Linked DNA regions of Homo sapiens: regions 1 and 3 are each linked to region 2. A link is an interaction called in ENCODE POLR2A ChIA-PET data of the cell type or tissue named here. Cell type or tissue: K562. All regions are shown on one strand.

The links. Peaks named below come from ENCODE experiments on the same cell type or tissue, not always from the same donor. Only the 100,000 strongest peaks of a DNase experiment are listed, where the experiment ranks them.
Region 1: POLR2A ChIA-PET joins it to region 2 with 5 read pairs; 1 of 35 experiments calls an interaction of 5 or more read pairs at or near these places.
Region 3: POLR2A ChIA-PET joins it to region 2 with 7 read pairs; 1 of 35 experiments calls an interaction of 5 or more read pairs at or near these places.

The regions. Positions count from the first base shown.
Region 1 is chr22:22,708,715-22,713,714 of GRCh38, forward strand. It overlaps LL22NC03-102D1.18 (a long non-coding RNA gene), which reads right to left and starts at 2,880. Exons shown (of 3, transcript XR_001755442.1): 1 at 2,752-2,880. It also overlaps IGL and IGLV3-21. In K562, no CTCF peak of the experiment used is centred here; DNase peaks (open chromatin) are centred at 1,147, 1,597, 2,177, 4,758 and 2 weaker places; H3K27me3 peaks cover 1,307 bases.
Region 2 is chr22:22,768,295-22,773,294 of GRCh38, forward strand. It overlaps IGL and IGLV3-12. Among named protein-coding and RNA genes, the nearest start is that of MIR650, 52 kb to the right of the region's middle. RefSeq lists a silencer at 2,095-2,261. In K562, CTCF peaks have their summits at 2,075 (motif pointing right) and 4,451; a DNase peak (open chromatin) is centred at 2,107; H3K27me3 peaks cover 1,511 bases.
Region 3 is chr22:22,664,448-22,669,447 of GRCh38, forward strand. It overlaps IGL, the pseudogene IGLV2-28 and IGLV3-27. Among named protein-coding and RNA genes, the nearest start is that of GGTLC2, 22 kb to the left of the region's middle. RefSeq lists a silencer at 2,418-2,597. In K562, no CTCF peak of the experiment used is centred here; a DNase peak (open chromatin) is centred at 2,284; H3K27me3 peaks cover 2,141 bases.

The sequences.
Region 1 (5,000 bases), 60 kb before region 2:
ACACACTCTTACACACCTACTTTATTGGAGCTTCTGCTCTACAAACATGGCTGAGCTCTAAATTAGAGACTTTTGAAAGTGCAGACGGATGCAGGAACTCGTCCATCTGGAGACTTTCCACCACTTGAAGCAGTGAACACGTCTGTGCAAGGCTCAGAATTTCAAGTGACAGGATGTTGGGATTTCAAAGAAAACTAAATCTTTGGATGAACCACGACAGAAGAGGGAAGGTTCACACATTTCCCTGCTGCTTGGGCCTCAGTGAGGACTGACTCAGCCAGTCTCAGGCTCCTGGAGACCGCCTGGGAGATCTGCACTAGGAAACCATTTTCAGCACAGCCTGGGGCTGGTAAGGGGCCCTTACTCTGTTATTCTGCTGCCTGATAATTTTGCATCCAGAGAAGAATTAGGACCTGTGAGTCCAGGAATTTCAAAGCCCATAGACAAGGTCCCCTCATTCTGCCGTGACAGCCTCAGCTCTGCTTTCCCAAAAAAAGAGCATCTTCCCAGCATGAAGAACCAGGAGCAAAGAGGGAGCTTCTCCCAGGGGTGAGCAGGGCAGAAGCCACCTTGGTCAGTGGGAAGGAAACATGCTCAGCTCACATCTGACCCAGAATGACTCAGTCACACCTGTGCAGGGTCACCTGTGTGTGAGCATCATCTATTTGCTCCATGAGAAAATACCTTGTGTGGCTCTTGGGTAAAATCATACCATAGGTGACATTTCTCTGCCTATTGCTTCAGCCGATGCTTTTCGTGATTCCCTTTAGGACACTGGCATAAGGTAAGCATGTCAGGTGTGGGACGTATTGAACAGGAAAAGCAGAGGCTTCTCATATCAATGCTCGTGGCTTGTATTTGGGCCCATACCTCATGGAAATGGGAAAAACAGAAAAGAAAATGATACTCTGCTCAAAAAAGCACTGAGAAATGCTATAGTATTAATATATCGACAACTCATTTATTGAGCTAATGAAATATTAACATAGATAGATCATTTTTATAGGGGGATCCCTAATCCTTAAACATTATATTAAAAATTTGTCAGCTTAAAGGATCATTAAAAGGCCTATGTTTGATTGAAACCTGGAGTACTGTACTTTGAGTCTTCTAATCAGCCAATGAGTGCAGGGAGCTGGCTGCCCTCCCAGGTCCTGACTGGCTCCATGTCCAGGTAGAGCAGCGCTCCCCACAGGCAGCTGGAGGAACTGACGAGGGGAAGCTGTTGGCATCAGGGCCTCAAAAATTTGACTCAGGATTTTCCCACGTCCCCTCCCCAAGTCCAGGCGGGTTCCAGGACACTCAGAAGAGCTCATCATTATGGGTCTAGGACTTCCCTGGTCCTGCTCTTCTTTCTTCCTTCCCCAGTGGCCTTAAGATTGTCACTCCCTGTCACAGGCCCTTCCTTTCCTTGTCAAGTGCACTCCCTGAATTCTCTGCTCCTGGGTCAGGAAAGCTCTGGAACTTCAGGGAAAGCAGTGCTGGGTGACCCAATGGGGACCCAGAAAGCTGGCCCAGGGCCAGATACACAGGCAGCAGGGTGGGTCCCTACAGTGCTGCCTGGTGGGCATCAGGTAGAGGGGAGTGACCAGGACCAACTCCCCTGAGTGTCTTCAGGGCCAGGTGAACTAGGGAGGGTCTGGGACCTGGTGTGGACCCATGCACTGACCCAGGAATAGGACAGGAAACTCCTCAGAGCAAGGACTGTGTTTTCCTCATGCTGAGCTCCTGAAAAGCAGTCTTGCCAGGATAGAGTGGGCCAGGGTGGATATATGTTGGGTGAATGAGCTTCTGTCTCTGTTTTATTGCAGGAGTCACTACGAAGGTACGCTGGCCCTGTATTTGTATCCAGAACCAGTCAAAGCCACCTGTGAGTCCTGCATCCCTCAGTACCAAGCCCCAGTCCCCCTTCAGGACCACCCACCACACAGAGAGACAGACGTGCAGGGAGCCTGAGGAAGAACCTGAAACCTCCTCTACTACATGGAGTGTTTGTATTTCCATCAGGAATCTTGAGCACCTTGTGCCGGGTCTTGAGGCAGGAAGGGGCCACACAGAGAAGAGGAGTTTCTTCCCTGAGGTCAGCAGTCCATGAACGAAGGGATCAGGGACTTGAGCAGCAGATTCTGAAGCAACACCTGGACCCAGGAGGCCCCTGAGCCTCCAGCAGCCCGCGTAGAGTGGCCACCAGGGGGCAGCAGAGAGTAACCTGGCAGAAGCACCTGGAGATGGGGTGGGCCTGGGCATCAGGGAGATGCCCACATGCAGGGAGGGTCGGTGACCATGACCTGAGATCTGGAGGGAAAGAGGTTCTTCTTTTCTTAGAGTATTTGTCCTTGACACCGATGTTTACATTCTTCTGGCTTCCTGGTTCTCAGATCTGACTCTTGGAGATGATCCTTATTTTTCTGACACACATTCAGGCACTTTGCCTCTTCCCATCGACCTGGCCCCCATCTCACTGTCACACATGCCATCCCATCCTGTAGTCAGACGTGTCCCACCTCCCTGCCTTTGCTCTGGGAGCCCCTGTCCTGCAGACACAGCCACTTCTCCTTCCCTGGCCACCCCTCAACGTCCACTGTCCCCGGTCTTTCCTGACTCTGTTCTGGGGAACCTGCCAATTCGTAGTTCTTGATTTCCTTATGAGACACACAATACTTACTCATTAATCTTTTGTTGACTTAAGTTTTTATCCATTGTTACATTTTCCCAGCAACAGAAGACAACTTAGTTATAATAAACACTTACTTCCTGGGTCTTGGAGTTTGCAGCCCCCTCTCATTTTCTCATGAAGCAAACATTTCCTTCACCTCCTGATCTGTCCCTGGTCCTGACAGCACCCTGGTGATACTGAGGCACAGCACCCATGACCTGACACTAGAACTCGCAGCCAAGGTAGAAACTTACCGCATCCCATGGATCTTCCAAAATTCTATGTGCCCTTGGCAACCAAGAATTGCATTCTCCTCTAGCACAGAGGAGCTGTGCCCTGGAATGGGGCCTGTACCTGTCCAAGGCTTGTGCCGTCCCCTGTGGGAGATGAGAAGCGTCCCTGCATTGGGCTCTTGGGGACCCGTCTTGGACATGAGTGAGAATGAAGAGGGTCCCTGCATTGGGCTCTGGCATGTGACTTTAAATGGATTTAGGCCTGTACCAGACATCTCATGTCTGACATAAAATATTTACAATCAGGACATTACTAGAGAAGCAGAAAAAAGCTAACCACCTCCCTTCTGAGCCAGGATGGAATGAAGGAGGGGACTGTGGACCCCAGATAATTCCCCTGTCACCACTGTGACTCTAACAACCTCTTAAATCACGGCCAACATCTATCCCATAGGAAGGTCTTTATATCCCCTAGAAAATACAGAGGAAGTCAGCTCTGAGCTTTTCCACGACCAACCCAGCCAAGGAGCAAGGCTGGGCACAACCTGGGTAAAGATGTGAGCCCAGACCATGGGACCAGTGGGTGAAGGAAAATCGCATGGGCTGAGGGGGTGGGTAAGCAGGGGCCAGCCCTCCTCTCTCTGTTTCCTTTGGGGCTGAGTCCTTCTCTGGAAACCACAGATCTCCTCCAGCAGCAGCCTCTGACTCTGCTGATTTGCATCATGGGCCGCTCTCTCCAGCAAGGGGATAAGAGAGGCCTGGGAGGAACCTGCTCAGTCTGGGCCTAAGGAAGCAGCACTGGTGGTGCCTCAGCCATGGCCTGGACCGTTCTCCTCCTCGGCCTCCTCTCTCACTGCACAGGTGATCCCCCCAGGGTCTCACCAACCTGCCCAGCCCAAGGGTTCTGGGTCCAGCGTGTCCTTGATTCTGAGCTCAGGAGGGCCCTTCCTGTGGTGGGCAGGATGCTCATGACCCTGCTGCAGGGTGGGAGGCTGGTGGGGCTGAACTCCCCCCAAACTGTGCTCAAAGGCTTGTGAGAGCCTGAGGGACTGCACCTGCCAGGAGAGAGTAGTGAGTTTTCAGTTCAAAGTCTCCATACAACAGGAAAGTCATGGGCCACTGGGGCTGGGGCTGATTGCAGGGGATACCCTGAGGGTTCACAGACTCTCTGGAGCTTGTCTGGGACAGCAGGGCAAGGGATTTCATAAGAAGCATCTTTCACCTGCAAGCCAACCTCTCTCTTATTTATTTATTTATTTATTTATTTATTTATTTATTTATTTTTATCTTTGCAGGCTCTGTGACCTCCTATGTGCTGACTCAGCCACCCTCGGTGTCAGTGGCCCCAGGACAGACGGCCAGGATTACCTGTGGGGGAAACAACATTGGAAGTAAAAGTGTGCACTGGTACCAGCAGAAGCCAGGCCAGGCCCCTGTGCTGGTCGTCTATGATGATAGCGACCGGCCCTCAGGGATCCCTGAGCGATTCTCTGGCTCCAACTCTGGGAACACGGCCACCCTGACCATCAGCAGGGTCGAAGCCGGGGATGAGGCCGACTATTACTGTCAGGTGTGGGATAGTAGTAGTGATCATCCCACGGTGACACAGGCAGATGAGGAAGTGAGACAAAAACACCCTCCCAGCCTCGGTCACCCTCTTGCTCCAGCCCCGGGAAGCCTGTTGATAAAGCCATGAGTGAATCTGGCCCAGTTCACCTGGATCTGAGCCTTTCAGGTTGCCCTTCCCTCCAGCCCCCTCCAGGAGTCTCTACAGAAGATACATCAGGCATAAATATGGCCTGGAAGGGCCAGAATCATCTGGTGACTTGGGGCTGTTGTGTGAGTTAGAGAATGAAGGCTTGGGTGGAAAGACAGACAGAGGCAACCTCTGTCCACTGTCCTACCCCTGGATGGTCATATGGTGGGGACAGGGCAAGTCCTTAGACCAACTGTCTGGATCAGGCCCCAGAACTACTGCCCAGTTCTGCTGAGGTCCTGGCCCCCAGGCTGTGTGGCAGCCTGTGATTCCCAACAGAGCAAACCAGAGGAATGGACACTGTGAAGTCTGCCCAGATCCCCTCCTCAATGTGACCCACCTGGCACTGCTGAGA
Region 2 (5,000 bases):
CCCTTCCTTTCCTTGTCAAGTGCACTCCCTGAATTATCTGCTCCTGGGTCAGCAATTCTCTAGAACTTCAGGGAAAGCAGTGCTGGGTCACCCACATGGGGCCCCAGAAAGCTGGCTAAGGACCAGACACACAGGCAGCAGGCTAGGTCCCCACAGGGCTGCATGGTTGGCATCGGGTAGAGGGGAGGGACCAGGAACCACTCGCTGAGTGTCCGTAGGGCCAGGTGAACTAGGGAAGGGCTGGAACCTGGTCAAAGAATTGTGTACTAAGCACCACTTTCTCTGTTCTATATGCTACAACTCAACTTTCTCTCTCTCTCTCTTCTCTAATTAACAATGATATCCTGTCTGGTCCAAGGTCACACATTTCCAGTGTTGCAGGAATGTCTGTTGAATCTGCTAATTTGTTGCTGGGAAGAATACTCAAATTTCTCATGCTCATATTTGATTGTCAACTGTCTCCAGCCAGCATTTCTAAACCAGGATCCTTTGACAAGACTTGTGAAGAATTTTGTAAAAAGTAGCCCCCAGGATGTCAGTGTTCACTGTTGGCAGCAGGACTGTTTCCACGCAGTAGGGCTACTGCAAGCCACACCTGTCCCCACACAGTAGCATCTTCCTGGAGGTCAAGAGTGATTTTGTTTGCTATGCTGCCCCAGATCACCTAATTTATTACCTGTGAATTTCACACACTACACATCCTGCCTGTCCCCAAATTCTTCACTTATGGGCAAATGTCACATCTGACCTGAACTGGTTTACATCCCAGATCCCCTTCAGGCTTCCCACTGTCCTTTCAGATCCTCACACACCCAAGACCCTTCTCCGCAGGGCACAGACACAGCTCCCTGCACACGCTTCCATCACTTGTCTCTTCACTCCTTCCTCAAAGGAACTCCACAGACTCTTCTTCAGGGAGGCCTTCTCCAATCACTGAAGCTACAGCAGCCAGCCAGTCAGCTTCTGTCAGAACTTTCAATGATTAGCTGCATAGAGCTTACAATTACACATTTGTTTTTTCTATCGTTATCTTTTGACTGATTTATTTCTATTAATCATTGCATTATCAGTCAGAAATGCTTTTTCACTACAAGAACACATGTGGCAGGAACCAGGGAGCTTCCAATTTTCTTCCACAAAAATAAGTCTGCACGTGCTTGGTGGTTGTTTTCCAGATGCTCTCCAGTTCCATAGGAAGCTCAAATATTTCTACCTCTCCATTCCCTTTCAATGAGATGTTGACTTTGTTTTCATTGTTGTTGATGTAAGACCTCAGCATGGCTGCTGCAGCTCCAGCTATCACACCCAAGTTCAAGAGAAAAAGCAAAGCACAAACCCAATCTAGTCCTTCCTTCATAAGAGGAAAAGTTTCCTGAGAAGAATCTCAGCCATCTGACTCTTACATCCTATGGACCAACGCTGGGCTACATGGTCACTGCTGGCTAGAAGAAACTGGAAATTTGCCTGACTTTCAAGTGAATAGAGGGGATGACACACAAGTAGAAGGTGGTAGGGAGTATCTGCTGGGTCTGTAAACCCAATCTGCCTACTGCACTGATCCAGCAACAGGACAGGAAACTCCTCAGAGCAAGGACTGTGTCTTCCTCATGCTGAATTCCTAAAATGCATTCTTGCCAGGACAGAGTGGGTCAGGGTGAATATTTGTTGGGTGAATGAGCTTCTGTCTCTGTTGTATTGCAGGAGTCACCACCAGTGCACATTGGCCCTGTATTTGTATCCAGAACCAATCAAAGCCACCCCTGAGTCCTGCATCTCTCAGTACCAAGCTCCAGTCCCCCTTCAAGACCACCCACCACACAGACGTGCAGGGAGCCTCAGGAGGGCACTGTCACCTCCTTCTCCACATGTGAGTGTTTGTATTTCCATCAGGAATCTGAGCACCTCGTGCCCAGGTTTGAGGCAGGAAGGGGCCACAAACAGAAGAGAAATTTCTTCTCTGAAGTCAACAGTCCATGAATCAAGGAATCAGGGACCTGAGCAGCAGATTCTGAAGCTACACCTGAACCCAGGAGGCCCCTGAGCCTCCAGCTGACAGTGTAGAGTGGCCACCTGGGGGCAGCAGAGAGTAACCTGGCAAAAATCCCTGGAAAGGGGGTGGAGCTGGGCATCAGGGAGATGCTGACATGCAGGGAGGGTCAGTGACCATGACCTGAGACCTGGAGGGAAAGAGGTTCCTCTTTTCTTAGAATATTTGTCATTGACACTGATGTTTAAATTCTTCTGACCTCCTGTCTCTCAGATTTGACTCTTGGAAATGGTGCTTATTTTTCTGATACAGATTCAGACAATTTGCCTCTTCTCATTGCCCTGGCCCCCATCTCACTGTCACACATGCCATTCCATTCTGTAGTCACGCGTGTCCCACCTCCCTGCCCTTTTCTCTGGTAGCTCGTCCTGCAGACACAGGGGCTTCTCCTTCCCTGGCCACTCCTCCACGTCCACTGTCCCCAGTCTTTCCCAACACTGTCCTGGGGAACCTGCCAAATCACAGCTCTTGATTTCCTTATGAGGCACAAAATACTTGCTCCTTAATCTTTTGTTGACTTAAGTTTTTATCCATTGATATATTTTCCCAGCAAGTGAAGACAACTTAGTTATAATAAACATTCACCTCCAGGGTCTTGGAGTTTGCAGCCCCCTCTCATTCTCTCACAAAGCCAACATTTCCTTCACCTCCTGATGTGTCCCTGGCCCTGACAGCACCCTGGGGATACTGAGGCACAGCACCTATGACCTGGCATTAGAACTCACAGCCAAGTAGAAACTTATCACATCCCATGGATCTTCCAAAACTCTGTGTGCACTTGGCAACCAAGAATTGCATTCTCCTCTAGCACTGAGGGGCTGTGCCCTGGGGTGGGGCCTGTACTGGTGCAAGGCTTGTGCTGTCCCCTGTAGAGTGGGAAGTAAAAGGTCCCTGCATTGGGTTCTGGATTGTGTCTTCAAAATGAATTTAGGCCTATACCAAACATCTCATGTCTGACATAAAATATTTATGACCAGGACATTTCTAGAGAAGCAGAAGAAAGTTAACCACCTCCCTCCTGAGCCAGGATGGAATGGAGGAGGGGACTGTGGACCCCAGATAATTCCCCCATCACCACTGTGACTCTGGTAACCTCTTGAACAGGGCCAACCACTATCCCATAGGAAGGACTTTATATCCCCTAGAAAATACAGAGAAACTCAGCTCTGAGTTTTTCCATGACCAACTCAGCCCAGGGGCAAAAGTGGGCACAATCTGGGTAAAGATGTGAACTCAGACCATGGGACCAGTGGGTGGAGGAGAATCCCATGGGCTGAGGGGGTGGGCAAGCAGTGGTCACCCCTTTTCTCTCTCTCTCTGTGTCCCTTGGGACTGAGCCCTTCTCTGGAAACCACAAAGCTCCTCCAGCAGCAACCCCTGACTCTGCTGGTTTGCATCATGGGCTGTTCTCTCCAGCAAGGGGATAAGAGAGGTCTGGGAGGAACCTGCCTAGCCTGGGCCTCAGGAAGCAGCATCAGCAGTGCCTCAGCCATGGCCTGGACCCCTCTCCTCCTCAGCCTCCTCGCTCACTGCACAGGTGCTCTGCCCAGGGTATCACCAACCTGCCCATCCCCAGGGCTCTGGGTCCAGTGTGGCCATGACTATGAGCTCAGGAGGGCCCTGCCTGTGGTGGGCAGGATGCTCATGACCCTGCTGCAGGGTGAGGGACTGGCGGAGCTGAAGTCCCCTCAAACTCTGCTCAGAGGCTTGTGAGAGCCTGAGGGGCTGCACCTGCCAGGAGAGAGTACTGGGTTTTCAGTTCAAAGGCTCCATGCAGAGGGAAAGTCCATGGGCCACTGGGGCTAGGGCTGATTGCAGGGGATACCCTGAGGGTTCACAGACTCTCTGAAGCTTTTCCAGGACAGCAGGGCAGGGGATTTCATACGGATCTTTTACCTAAAAGCCATCCTCTCCTTTTTTTTTTTTTTTAATCTTTGCAGGCTCTGCGACCTCCTATGAGCTGACTCAGCCACACTCAGTGTCAGTGGCCACAGCACAGATGGCCAGGATCACCTGTGGGGGAAACAACATTGGAAGTAAAGCTGTGCACTGGTACCAGCAAAAGCCAGGCCAGGACCCTGTGCTGGTCATCTATAGCGATAGCAACCGGCCCTCAGGGATCCCTGAGCGATTCTCTGGCTCCAACCCAGGGAACACCGCCACCCTAACCATCAGCAGGATCGAGGCTGGGGATGAGGCTGACTATTACTGTCAGGTGTGGGACAGTAGTAGTGATCATCCCACGGTGACACAGGCAGATGGGGAAGTGAGACAAAAACACCCTCCCAGCCTCGGTCACCCTCTTGCTCCAGCCCCGGGAGGCCTATGGATAGAGCCATGAGTGAATCTGGTCCAGTTCACCTGGATCTGAGCCTCCCAGGCCGCCCTTCCCTCCAGCCCCCTCCAGGAGTCTCTATAGAGCATACATCAGGCATACACATGGCCTGGAAGGACCAGAATCATCTAATGACTTGGGGCTGTCGTGTGAGTTAGAGAATGAGGGCCTGGGTGGAAAGACAGACAGAAGCAACCTCTGTCCTCTGTCTTACCCCTGGATGGTAATGGGGTGGGGATGAGGCCAGTCCTTAGACCAGCTATCTGGCTCAGTCCCCAGAACCAACCCTGCTGAGGTCCTGGCCCCCAGGCTGTGTGGCAGTCTGTGATTCCCAACAGACCAAACCAGAGGAGGGGACACTGTGAAGTCTGCCCAGGTCCCCTCTTCAATGTGACCCACCTAGCACTGCTGAGAAGCCCAGCAGCTCAGAGCTGTGCCCACAATGGGAAGCGCTGTTGGTTGCAGAAAGCTTCCTCAAGTTTATGTCCTTTCTCAGATGGTTTTGGTTTAATCAACCAAGATCTCAAGTCCCTGCCTTAATGTAAGATGCCACTGAATGAAGGGCCTCCCAGCTCCAGAGCTCCCTGTGTGGACGGACACCTGAGGCCTCAGTGGCAA
Region 3 (5,000 bases), 100 kb before region 2:
GCAGCGCTCTCGGGACGTCTCCACCATGGCCTGGGCTCTGCTCCTCCTCACCCTCCTCACTCAGGGCACAGGTGATGCCTCCAGGAAAGGGGCCTCAGGGACCTCTGGGCTGATTCTTAGTCTCCTGCTCCTCAGGCTCACCTGGGCCCAGCACTGACTCACTAGAGTGTGTTTTTTCCTTTTTCCGGGCTCTCGGGCTCAGTCTGCCCTGACTCAGCCTCACTCAGTACCCGGGTCTCCTGGACAGTCGGTCACCATCTCCTGCACTGGAACCAGCAGTGACGTTGGGCATTATAACTATGTCTCCTGGTGCCAGCAGCACCCAGGCACATGATTTATGAAGTCAGTTATAGGCTCTCTGGAGTCTCTGATCACTTCTCTGGCTCCCAGCTCTGGCAACATGGCCTCCATGACCATCTCTGGGCTCCAGGCTGAGGACGAGGCTGATTATTACTGCAGTTCATATACAAGCAGCAACATTTTCCACAGTGGACATAAGATTGATTCTCAGGCTCCAAGTCTGGCCAGTGAGCTTCTTTGAGACTCCCTGGGATCCCAGCAGTGACACTGATCACTATTGCTGTCCCACACATCCCAAGTGATGAGGAAGTAAGACCAAAACCCTCCTGAGATTCCTGACTTGTGTCCTGACACCAGGGCTGTTGGGATTCCTGTCTTTCCTTCAAGATTGTTCAAATAAGCAGTGACAGTCACTTCCATGTGAGATATGAGAAGAAGAATAATTCCATATGAACCAAATCCACGAAGCCTACACTGAAGCCTGCCAAGTTCTCTGCAGTCCAGCGCGATGAAGGGAGCATTTTCGTGGGAACTTTTGGGAATATGAGGGGAGCCAGGCTCAGCTATGGGTTCCAGAGACAAAGCTCCTGGATGTTTCTCCCCGGCCTTGGTCCATCACCTGCTACCTCTCCTCACTCTTTCCACAGACACTGCCCCAGGCTAAGCCCCCACAGGACCCTAAGCCTATTCCTGACCCTGAGCTCAGCCCAGGTGATGCTTCAGGAGATGGGATCCTGAGAATGAGCCCCAACATCTCTTTAACCTAAGGTGTGGGGTCATGAGACACCTGTTAGCCATAAGACACCTGTCCCCCACCTGCTCAGGAGACAGTGGAGCAGGCAACAGTGCAGAGAGAACCAGCAGGAGCCAGGCCAGGCCCTGCATCCAAAGCAGGCCCCAGTCCCCACAGATTCTCCAGCTCTAGCCTGTGGTACAGCCCCCACTTTCTGCAGGCTGAAATGGGCTTCTCAGGATGGGCAGGCCATGATGGGGGATGGCAGTGTGTCCACAGGACACAGCCCTGCTGCCTGCCTGACCCTCATGCCCCCTCCTTCCCCACCCTGGTTAATCTCCACCAGAAAGGGCCCAGGTTCAGAACTCAGGACACCTGGATCAGCTCCTGGACTTGCCCCCACTGCTCTCTGTTCTCCTGAGCCACTTAGTCTCTTTTGGCCTCAGTGTTACCTGCTGTGAAGTGAGGAGGCTTATACTGAACTGAGGAAGCTCTTTTCTTCATTCAAAATTAAAAGACAGAAAAACAATGAAAGTCATGTAAATTAAAGCCTGCTGAGGGGATGTCATTTAATGGGCTTCAGTGGGTTTCAGACGTGGAACTTCTTGTCTTTTCTCTGCAGGGATTCCAAGACAGGGGCTCAAAAGAGCTTGCTTTCTGTATGGTGGGAACAGCGGTCCCTAGCTGAGAATAAGCAGGAGATTCCCAGCTTCATCAGGAAGGCAGACTAGGCTAGTGTAGAAATCCTCTCCGTACAAACTCTGAGAGGTGTTGAATAAAATAAAGATAAACATAATTTCATGTTTTCATGGTGCCGATGATGGTGATGTTAGCTCACAACTAAGCTGCAGTGCCTGGAACATCAGGAAATCACAGTGAATCACAGCTGCTCTTATTGGGTGGGAGGTGCACCAGTTTGATGCCTAAGTACATAGAAAGCCTGGGTCCCTGTAGGATGGCACATGCATCTCTCTGGACTTTGAAAGCTTTGCAGAAGAGCTTCAGTTGACTCACTCTAATTAGTCCGGACTGAACAAAACCACTAGAGGAGGGCATTTCAACCCTGAGACACTTCTATAGCCCCAACTTCCTACCCTGCGTGTGCGAACTCTCTGTGCTGGGCTGGGCAGGGCAGATTGGGTCACCCTGCACAGAATGGGGCTGGACTGTCTGGTCCTCAACTTCTGAGGTGACAGGTGCTGTGGAGGCACGTGGAAGAAAAAAGCTCCTGGGCTGAGTCTCCTCCACCAGCTGGGGGCAGCAGAGCTGCAGCCAGGAGCAGTCAGGATTAAGGCTGGGGCTGCCCAGCTGGGGCAAAGAGAAGGCCAGCCTGGCGTTCAACAGGTGTCCAAGAATCAGTCTTCAGACTGAAAGTGAGTGCAGTTCATCCTATCCCCTCAGGCTGCAGTGACCATTCTCTGAGGGTCAGACTCATACAGTGTCACCCCAGGACACTGACAGAAGCCCGGCACAGTGAAGGCCTCACCTGGGAAATGCAGCTGGAGGAGGCTGGGACCAGGTGTCAACTGGGGCAGCTTACTCAGGAAGGGGATTTCTTTGGAGACATCCCAAGGTTGAGGTGCTCTAGGAGGGGGCACAGCGTGAGGTGACGGGGCTCCCAGGGCCCGGGTTCTTCACCCAGGATGGCTGTCTGAGCCTCCTGCCACTCTCAGGGCCTTGTCCCTCTCAGTCCAGCAGCAACCTGGGGAGCTGAGCCCTCTGTCCTGGGCACTTCCAGATACACCATACCTCACTTCCTTCTGCCTCACCTTCCAGCTCCAGGCGGACTCTGACTCAGGGGGAAACTCCTGTGCTCAGGGGAGTCTCGGGTGGGTGGGGTGAAGCATTTGGGATCCTGATCCCTTCATGGGGCATCCCCAGCATCCTTAAGGAGACACTCTTCAGAGGGACAGGGCTTCTCACCTGCCTCAGCTCTGACCATGGGGCTGTCCACACTCAGTGACAGGACACTGACCAGGGATCTGACTGGAGTGACCAGGAACCTGGCTGGGGCAACCAGGGACCACCCACCCTCTGGAGCTCACATGCTGTGCAGAGACCATGACCCTGGGACCCCTTCAGAGACCATGGGGCCTGAAGTTAGATTTTCAGTCCAGTGTGGTTTTCTCCTGCTTTTTGCAAGTTTACATAAAACATTGATGAGAAAAACATACATAAATAACAGACGAGCTGAGGGTGCCAATTGCTAATCTCTTGTGGCAATGAGGGGTGATGTAGCAGGAGCAGCACCATGGCTGAAATGAGACCAGAGGCCCTGTTGACTCCACAGGGGTGTGTGGTTGCTTAAATGACCCAACTATTCCCACTGAATAATCAGCAAGTGTCCCAATGACACAGCACAGCATTTAGATGAAATGAACAAGAGGGGACTGAGTCTGAGGGACCAGGGGGAGGAAGATCATGGGTCCCTGGGCCACCTGCTGCTGAGTCAGGTGTCAGCAAGATCTCTCCGCAGAGCCCAGCTCAGCCCATGGCCAACCTCCTGGAAGGTCCACAGCTCTGCTGAGCCTGGCCCAGGACAGACCCCAGGTCAGCGAGGTTTGGGACAGTGGTCATGAGATTAATTCCCAGAAAGGTGACTGTGATCACAGGGCTTGAAGGCTGCAGCTGATTTTCTAATCTGAGACCCTGCTTCTTCCTCCTGTTGCCTGTGCTGCCCTCACAGCTGGTTTGAGTGACATCTCTCCAGGAGGAGTCGCAGAGGATGTAAATTTGCATAAACGCCAAACACTGACTGCCCCCAAAAGCTGGAGAGGGAATAAGAGAGGCCTGGGGAGCCCAGCTGTGCTGTAGGCTCAGGAGGCAGAGCTCTGAATGTCTCACCATGGCCTGGATCCCTCTCCTGCTCCCCCTCCTCATTCTCTGCACAGGTGCTGCCCCTAGGCTCAGTCTCCACAGACCCCAAGTTGAGCCTGACCTGAATCCTGAGCAAAGCCCTGCCACTGCCTCTGGGGGGGATTCCTGGCAATGCGTCCTTTGTCCTCAAGCCCCCTCTCCTGTCTTTTCTTGCAGTCTCTGTGGCCTCCTATGAGCTGACACAGCCATCCTCAGTGTCAGTGTCTCCGGGACAGACAGCCAGGATCACCTGCTCAGGAGATGTACTGGCAAAAAAATATGCTCGGTGGTTCCAGCAGAAGCCAGGCCAGGCCCCTGTGCTGGTGATTTATAAAGACAGTGAGCGGCCCTCAGGGATCCCTGAGCGATTCTCCGGCTCCAGCTCAGGGACCACAGTCACCTTGACCATCAGCGGGGCCCAGGTTGAGGATGAGGCTGACTATTACTGTTACTCTGCGGCTGACAACAATCTCACAGTGACACAGGCAGATGGAGAAATGAGACACAAACCCCTTGCCATCTGTGTCACCTTCTTCCTCCAGCCCCAGGAGGACTGTGGACAAAGCCACGAACAGGTCTGGCCCAGTACACCCAGATCAGAGACTCTGAGGCCTCCTTCCTTCCAGATCTCTACGGAGGCCCTACAGAAGGTGGATCAATAATAAATTCGGGGTTGGCAGGTCCAGTAGGTCCTGGTGTTTTCTGGGCTGGAGTGTGACTTGGGGAAAAATGACTTGAATGGAAGTACAGTCAGTGGGAGACATCTATTGAGTGGTGATGGTCCCAGTATTTCCTTGTGTGGTGACTGAACCTAGGGCAGTGCCACTACTCTGTGGCCCAAATGCCCTGGGTTATTCCTCTGAGTTCCCCGTGTATTATTGAGATGCTCCAGCCCCCACTCTCATGGTATCCTGATCTGAAGAATCATGGCCAGTGCCCATTGCAGTGTCTCCATCTAGGTGCCATTTTCAGGACTCATGCATCCAGCATCCAAACAAGGCTGTGTGGGAGACCGTGACTTGTCACAGCTGTTCCCCACTGGAAAATGCCACTGAGCTGCAGAGAACTGCTCTCCCAGTGATGTTCCCCCTTCACAGTGTGGTTCAGGTGC